3 separate regions of the Homo sapiens genome follow, and regions 2 and 3 are each linked to region 1. A link is a contact called in ENCODE Hi-C or POLR2A ChIA-PET data. All regions are on one chromosome and are shown on one strand. Each heading gives the region's core, a stretch centred on a gene start or an enhancer-like site at or near the end of the contact. The rest is flanking DNA. Distances are from core to core; before and after follow the strand shown.

Evidence for each region. A loop is a pair of places that touch in the nucleus more often than their neighbours do. ChIA-PET counts read pairs that join two places held with the same protein, here RNA polymerase II (POLR2A). Pooled maps may share reads with other maps.
Region 2: a map with no recorded cell type shows a loop between it and region 1 (30-fold over the local background). The contact joins two enhancer-like sites. A Hi-C loop is called at or near these places in 6 of 37 single-sample maps with no recorded cell type and 3 of 50 pooled maps. POLR2A ChIA-PET finds 5 or more read pairs at or near these places in 1 of 52 experiments (activated B cell).
Region 3: a pooled map shows a loop between it and region 1 (4-fold over the local background). The contact joins the promoter of RNF187 here to the enhancer-like site in region 1. A Hi-C loop is called at or near these places in 1 of 37 single-sample maps with no recorded cell type and 3 of 50 pooled maps. POLR2A ChIA-PET finds 5 or more read pairs at or near these places in 1 of 52 experiments (HEK293).

What each region holds. Positions count from the first base shown.
Region 1 is chr1:229,479,626-229,482,325 of GRCh38, forward strand. All of the region lies in intron 12 of NUP133 (nucleoporin 133), which reads right to left. Among named protein-coding and RNA genes, the nearest start is that of NUP133, 27 kb to the right of the region's middle. RefSeq lists an enhancer at 180-229. Within about 2 kb of position 1,311, at least 4 of the 41 ENCODE cell types and tissues checked have a DNase peak (open chromatin) inside an H3K27ac peak, as active enhancers do.
Region 2 is chr1:230,121,065-230,123,785 of GRCh38, forward strand. All of the region lies in intron 1 of GALNT2 (polypeptide N-acetylgalactosaminyltransferase 2), which reads left to right. Among named protein-coding and RNA genes, the nearest start is that of GALNT2, 55 kb to the left of the region's middle. RefSeq lists enhancers at 2,067-2,196, 2,207-2,416. Within about 2 kb of position 1,452, at least 9 of the 41 ENCODE cell types and tissues checked have a DNase peak (open chromatin) inside an H3K27ac peak, as active enhancers do.
Region 3 is chr1:228,486,068-228,488,767 of GRCh38, forward strand. RNF187 (ring finger protein 187) reads left to right here and starts at 1,315. Exons shown (of 4, transcript NM_001010858.3): 1 at 1,315-1,811. The coding sequence starts at 1,422. RefSeq lists enhancers at 193-1,054, 374-753, 1,055-1,915, 2,033-2,700 and silencers at 1,374-1,493, 1,754-1,953.

The DNA of each region.
Region 1 (2,700 bases), core at 61-2,560:
GGGGTAAGGATGGAAGAATAAGCTTTGGAGAAGATAAGCTCGGTTTTGGATACGTTGAAACTCAAGTGCCTATGAAATATGTACTGCTGCTGGACACTCTCCATTTTCACATAATGGCCCGGGTCATGGTACATCTGTTTCTTCAGCAAATGAAGCCAAGGAGGAGAAAAGATCACCGAGGGAGTAGACAGAGAGGGAATGTGGTCGACAACTGAGAATGTAGACATCCTTTCAGGTGGTTTAGCCATCAACAGGAACAAACAGATAAGGTGGTAACTCAAAGGACGCAAAGTCAAAGACTGGTCTTTTTACAAATGGCAGACTAAATATGATTAATTGCTGATGAGAAGGAGCCAGCACGAGAAAGGTCAAAGGACAGAGGAAAGGGAGAACTGAAAGGATGTAGTCTTAAGTGAAGCAGGAGAGAGTGGCCTTCAAAACAAAGAGCAGTCTCTGATAGGAAGAAGAGTACACTTCCTACTTTATTGGGAGGGAAAGAGGAACAGGATTTGGGATCCAGATACATTCATAGCTAGTAAGCTAGGAGGTACAGGGAGCTCTTATCAAGGGCTTCTGTGATCTCTGTGAAGTAGGAAGTTAAGTCCTCTGCTAAGTCTGAGGGAAGTGGGAGGAGACTGGAAAAGGGCTGTCATGGTCCCTTGGTAGAACAGGAGACACAGCTGACTGGAGAAACGCAGAAAAACTCTTGAAAGCGTGAAAGGCCAGGGTGAAGCTGGTGACCCAGTCACGCTACAGGTTATGAAAATACAAAGGTGACTATGGCAAGATTTAATAAAAAATTACAGAAAAAGTTCCCCAAAACTCTCATGAACAAAAGATTTAGTGTTTTTTGGGCTAAATAAAATGAAAACCAAAATAACATAAAAATCAATTTCAAAGAAATGATGCTATAAAAACAGTAATATTACCTTAGCAAAAGATTAAACAGACAGTCACACTTAAAAGTGTTATCTACCAATTGTGACCCCAGGGGCCATCTGGCAATGTCTGACGATAACTTTGGGCATCACAAGTTGGGGGAAAGGGTGCTAATGGCATCTAGCAGGAAGTGGCTGGTGATGCTGTTAAACAGCTTACAATGCACCGCTGGAGTGCGGTGACGGGATCTCGGCTCACTACAACCTCCGCCACCTGGGTTCAAGCGATTCTCCTGCCTCAGTCTCCTGAGTAGCTGAGATTACAGGCATGTGCCACCACACCCAGCTATTTTTTTTTTTTTTTTTTTTTAAGAAGAGACAAGGTTTCACCATGTTGGTCAGGCTGGTCTCGAAGTCCTGATCTCAAATGATCTGCCTGCCTTGGCCTCCAAAGTACTGGGATTACAGGTGTGAACCATCACACCCGGCCTCAAATGACAATGTTAATGGGGTTGAGAAATCCAGCTTTAAAGGCACCACAATTCTGTTTGTAAGGAGTCTACATCTTTAAGAGAGCTAGCTGACACTCCCCCAGAAATCATCCCTTATTAAGTCCATAGTACTTCACCCATGTTGGGCAGGATGAGTTCAGCACAGCTGTGCTACAGGGCCCATGACACTGTTCCTGAGGGTACTGCTTGCTCAGGACTTAGATCAGGGGTCCCTTCTTGTGCCTAATAATTTTCCCCTGTAAAACATCTTAAGATGACTACACCAGGTTGAATAGTGTCTCCCACAAATTCATATCTACCCAGTGCCTCAAAATGCAACCTTATTTGGAAATAAGGTTTTTGCAGATACAATTTGTTAAATTATGATGAGTCTAAATCCAATGACTGATGTCCTTATAAGAAGGCCACGTGGGCTGGGCATGGTGGCTCACACCTGTAATCCCAGCACTCTGGGAGGCTGTGGTGGGTGGATCTTGAGTCCAGGAGTTTGAGCCCAGCCTGGCCAACATGGTGAAACCTCGTCTCTATTAAAAATTCAAAAAATTAGCCGGGCATGGCAGTGTGCACCTGCTGCTTGGGAGGCTGAGGCAGAAGAATTGCTTGAACCAGGGAGGCAGAGGTTGCAGTGAGCCGAGATCACACCACTGCACTCTGGCCTGGATGACAGAGTGAGACTCTGTCTCAAAAAAAAAAAAAAAGGCCATGTGAATGTGAGGACAGCTACGTGACAATGGAGGCAGAAACTGGAGTGACACATCTACAAACCAAGGATTGCTAGCAGCCACCCGGAGCTGAGAGAGGTGAAGACAGATCCTTTCTCAGAGCTTTCAGAGGGAGGGCCCTGCTCATGCCTCGCTCTCAGACTTCTGGCCTCCAGAACTGTGAGAGAAGACACTTGCGTTGTTTGAAGCTCCTGGCTTGTGGTGATTTGTTATGGCAGCCACAGGAAACAAATCTAATGACTGGTCACTTGCTGCATTATCATTTACATTTTGAGATGCCACAAATGTGACAGAATTTTAATTACAGGATAAACTTGTGAAAGATAAAAACACAGTACTTCAACTGAGATTTTTGAAGACTGAACCATGTAAAAGAACAAGATTAAAAGAATATAATTTTAAACAGAAACAAAAAACTTGCCTAATGGTGCCCCCTTCTGGTGACAAACTAAGCTCAGTAGATCACGAGGTACAGAATGTTAGAACTGTAAAAGCACTTTGGAATCTGTTGTCTCTGTGAGTGAGCCGCTATGCATCAGACACCAGTATGAGTGGGATTATGGAACCATGGGCTCAGAACTGGGGGAA
Region 2 (2,721 bases), core at 202-2,701, 640 kb after region 1:
CGTACCCTTTCCTGATGCTCCTCTGAAGGGAGGATGTTTAACGCAATGATCTCCAGCCAGTGTCCAAATGGCATAGAGCCACTTCCTTGTTGACATTCCCTGGGATCTGGAGGTCACTTCCAGCTCTTTCCTCTTTTCTGCAAGAGCCATGGTGCTGCACCTGCCTGCTGTGTGCTGGCACATGCCTGTGGGGTTGTGAAGGCTTTGTATGGGTCCCTGGACCACACCTGAGGAGGCGCTGTCTTAGTCCCGTGGCGGGCGGTGGGGCAGGCTCCCTGCACTGGAGGAAGCACCAGCAGGCTTTTGTGCGTGAACAGACAACTCTGTTGGCTTTCCTGCCCTCCCCTGTTTGCCTTCTTGATTTTTCCCTTCTCTTTTTGTTTCTGTCTCCATCCTGGTTGCATTCCCTCACTCCCCTCTTCTTTGTCCCTGCCAGGTTTCTGATGGGTTACTTCTTTGAGGAGGAGAACCCTACCACCATTCCAGAATACTCAAGGCAAGGTTTGAGGGGAGAATTAGGCGGATGTCCATTTCACAAGGCTTTGTTTTTGCCGAGGAGAACATCAGTGTCTGCCTTTAGTAGGTTGCCATCATCATAAGCAATAATAGCTGACTGTAACTCAGGGACTGTGCTGGGAACTTTCCATGCCCACGGAGTCAGTCCCTTCAGCAGCCCCAGGAGGATGAGTGCTTTTGCATACCCCACTTTGCATAGATCCCAAAAAGGGGACATTGGGACATTGGGAGCATCAGTAACTTGCTCGAGGTCACACAGCTAGAAGAGGGGAGGAGGGATTTAGAATGTATTTATTTATCTTATAACGTTTATTTTTTGATATATAAATTTATATTTCCCTTTGTAGTTTATTTAAATACTGTTATGCTTTTTTTTTTTTTTTTTTTCAAGGGACAGGGTCTTACTCTGTTGCCCAGGCTAGCCTTGAACTCTTGGGCTCAACCATTCAAGCCTCAGCCTCCCGACTAGCTGGGACTGTGGGTTTAGAATTTGAATCCAGTGTTCACCCTTCCTCCTGAGCGGTGCTGTACATTATGAACAGGTTGTTTGCCAGGAACTGGGATAATGCCATTTTCCTCATAAACCTTTGCCCCGCAAGCATGGGTAGACAGACAGCTGGTGCTTTCCTTGGTTATATTTGGCAAACTATATAACCAAACCAAACTTGATTATATTTGGCTAGTGGACCAGTTCTTTTGTAGTTGGTTAGAAAAGAAAAGATATCGCTTTCCCTTGAAAGAATTCATTCTCCATGAGATTGAGGTTCAGAAAATCTGTTAAATAAATCCCAAGCCCTGAGGCCTCCAAATCAGTGGCTGCTCCGCTGCTCCTCTCTCTCCCTCGACCTGGTCTCTCAGTGACCCCCTCATCTTTTCAAATCATAGCATGTTGGGACAAGTGTTCCAGGGAAGGCCTCTGTCAGTGTTTAGCTTACATTTCTTGGGTGTATCTTTTTGACAAAATTTTCCCCCCAGGGATAAGGAAACCAGAAAACCACAGTGGATCAGCGTGCAGGAATGCATAAGGGTGGCTCTGTGTGTGTGTGTGTGTGCATGTACATACGTGTGTGTGTGTGTTCATCCGTGTGTGTGTGTTTTCCTTCAGAGCATTTTAAAGGTCTCAGCTATTATTAACATGAATTTATTATCTATATTTAGGATAAGCCCACTAAGGATGATTTGGGATGAGCTGTGAATCTGTGGTGTATATATAGATCTCTGCACACGCGTATAGTGCATATTTATGTCTGCACGTACTCCTGGGCGTTGACATCTGCCTGTGGAATGCAGACATCTCTGTGCAGGGTTGTGGCCTGTCGTCTCTTGATTGGCAGTTGAAGTGTCCCGCATCCCCTTGTTATTAATAACTTGCTTGGGGCTACATTGAGTTGGGGATGTGCAGTAGTGATTTATCAAGACATTGTTATAAAGACACAAGGCTGGTTGTAATAGTCTAATCAGAACAAGTGTATTCAAAGTGGCGAGTTTCAAGCATGCTGTTTAGGAGACTTCACACTTATTTTCAGCGTTCAGAACATTGTTGAACCTCTGCTTTTGGCATCGTGGTCACAGCTAGTCTATGAGCCTTAGGAGAAATTATACTTGCCATTTGGTGCCCACTGTGAGTTTCTGACCAAGAACAAAATTTCCAAGCTTGATCACCTGCCTTATTCGTGACGCTTGGCTCCAAGTGGTTGTTAGCTGTTTCCAAAAAACAAATGTGCTTTAGAGGATGAACATTATGCTGTTGTCTCTGGGGGCCAACCCGTTAGGGGAGTTCCAGAAATATTTTGAATGATGACAGCATCATGGGAATACCAAGGGTCTCCCCAGGGGACTACTTTGAAGAGGGGCACATGCAGGTTGGTCATGTCTTTGTGTGAGTTCCAGGGTTCGAAAATAACTGACGTATACTGGTTGTGTATGTCTGTGTGTGTGTTGCCCGCACAGCTAAGTTTAGACACCGAGCTTTGGAGACCTCTGAGAGCCGACTCCACCTTTGATTTTCAGTTGTCTTTCATTTTGTACCCATTTGGTATTGTCTTGCTTGAGCCTTTGTGGAAATAGACCTTGACTTCATTTCTTAAGTCTTTTTTACTTTCTACGATTATGGAAAGGAAAAATATATATTTTATTTAGAAGGCAACAGGTGTACTTATGTTCTTCTCCTATATGATGGGTAGTGGAAATGTTTTAATTGCCTTC
Region 3 (2,700 bases), core at 65-2,564, 990 kb before region 1:
CGGCGCCCGGCCCAGATTAATTTTTTAAAATGCAAAACTTGCACAATCTTATTTTAACCATGCTTGCTTGTTTTCAAAATAATTAAAAAACAAAAACACAAGATTGCTCTTCCCAAAGGCTTATTTCTTTCCTTTAAATTTATTTTTTAAAGAAAAGCTAACGGCCGGGTGTAGTGGCTCACGCCTGTAATCCCAGCACTTTGGGAGGCAGAGGCGGGTGGATTACGAGGTCAGGAGTTCGAGGCCAGCCTGGCCAACATGGTGAAACCCCGTCTGTACTAAAAATACAAAAATTAGCCGGGCGTCGTGGCAGGCGCCTGCAATACCGGCTACTCGGGGGGCTGAGGCAGGAGAATCGCTTGAACCCGGGACGCGGAGGTTGCAGTGAGCCGAGATCGCGCCACTGCACTCAAGCCTGCCTGGCAACAGAGCGAGGCTGTCTCAAAAAAGAAAGAAAAGCAAAGCAAAGCTAACAAATGCTCTTCTGTCATGCATCATCACAGAATCAATGAGAGCTCCCCCCAGCCAGGAGACAGCGGACAACCAGGGTAGCTTCCCAGGGGGCCAGAGGGAGGCTGCGCGAGAAGAGGCTCAGCGGGATGGGTCCACGCAGGGAGATCCCACGCAGGGTGGGCGTATACGAGTGTCCACGTCCGGAGGGCCGTTCAAGGGCGGGTCCCTGAAGGAAGGGTGCACGCAGGGCACGTCCACGCGGGCAGGCCCGTGCACGCAGGGCGTGCCCATGCAGGGCGGGTCCGTGCAGGATGAGAGCAGCGGAGGAGGCCCACGCAGGCCATTTCCCGCCCCGTCCCCAGCCCACGCGGGCGAGCTACCGCGGGGGTACGCGCAGCTCAGATCCTAGCAGCTTACAAAAACAACCTTTTAAAAATGGAACCTTCAAGTAAAAATAAAACTTTGTTTCCCTCTTTCGCAGGAGTTACTGAAGTAGGAAGGGACAGCCCAGTAAGATTTCAGGATACGACTTGGGCCGGTCCGCAGGCAGTAGAGTGAAGCGCGCAGCTGCCAGGACTTGCGCGGTGACGTGCGCCGCTGCCAGGACCTTGCAGGTGGAGAGCATAGTTGCCAAAATCAAGGCGGAGGAGCGCACCGCCGCTAGGATCCAGGCGGAGAAGCCCACCGCGGCCAGGACCTAAGGATGCAGTACACTGCTGCCAGGATCTTGTCTGTGGAGCGCAGCGCGGCCAGGACCTCCGGCTGCAGCACACCGCTGCCAGGATCTTATCGGCAGAGCGCTCCGCGGTCCGGACCCCGCCCCGTGCGCGTCCCCGACCCCGCCCCGTGCGCGTCCCCGGCGTTGGCGTCTTCGTCCTGTTGCTGGTCTCCGTCCGGTCGCCGGCCGTCTAGGTCTCCGGCCCTCCCCAGCCGCTCCTGCGCCCTTGCCGGCCCCGCCGCCCGCAGCCCTGGCGCTCCCTGCGGGCCCCGCCGAGGCCGCCTGCGCCCTGTGCCAGCGCGCGCCCCGGGAACCGGTGCGCGCCGACTGCGGCCACCGCTTCTGTCGGGCGTGCGTGGTGCGCTTCTGGGCCGAGGAGGACGGGCCCTTCCCGTGCCCCGAGTGCGCCGACGACTGCTGGCAGCGCGCCGTGGAGCCCGGCAGGCCCCCGCTCAGCCGCCGCCTTCTGGCGCTCGAGGAGGCGGCCGCGGCGCCCGCGCGCGACGGCCCGGCCAGCGAGGCCGCGCTGCAGCTGCTGTGCCGCGCCGACGCCGGCCCGCTCTGCGCCGCCTGCCGTATGGCTGCGGGCCCCGAGCCGCCCGAGTGGGAACCGCGCTGGAGGAAGGCGCTGCGCGGCAAGGTGCGCGCCGCGGGGTCCCGTGCCCCACCCCGGACGGTGCCCTGCGCCTCTCCGCCCCCGCCCCGGTCCCCCTGAGCCCTGGGCCCTTCCCGTCTCCACTGTTCCTGTCCCCGGATTGTCCCCGTCCCCGGATTGTCCCCCTCCCCTCACCGCCACGGGTCCCCTCTCCAGCGTGTGCTGGGCCCCTCCCTCCTGCGGCTTGCCTCCCCATATTTCCTGCGTCTCTTCGGAGTCTGGTCCCCTTCCCCGTCTTGGTGTCCCCTGCTGGGCGGTGCCTTATCTCCCCACCCCCTACCTTCTACGAAGTCCTTCCCCCACCAGCGCCCATCTTTGTGGTCCCATCACTAGCTGTGCCCTGTCTCGCCCTCATAGACCCCCTCTAGTTCCTACAGATTGACTCCTCCACTCACTCTTCCCTTGGGGGAGACATCACGCCTCTTGCCCCTCTGTATTCCACTGTGTCCACAGGCCTGGCCCACCTTCTCGTCTGCTCCCCGGGCCACCCAGCCCTCGCCTGCACCCCCTGTCCCCTCTCCCATCTTTCAGAAACCCGCTCTGAGAGTCTGGCAGCAGCGGGTCCGGGAGTCTGGAGCCTTGCCCATGGCGGGTTGGTTGTGGGACACAGAATAGGAGACAACAGCCAGCCTGGGGTCCTGCTCTTCAATACAGGGGAGGGGAAGCCAGCCAGACTGTGTCCCTGGGTGCTCCTCCTGCATTGGGGGTCCTGCCACCGGGCAGAGCGACCCCCATCCGGCTCAGGCAGGGCAGGGTGTAGGGCAGGCTGTGCAGACCTTTGGTACAGGCCGAACTCACACTGAACAGGGCCACTTACAGACACAGAACTCCTAAACCCACCTAGACAGTCCCCTTAGCCCCAGCACCCAGATCC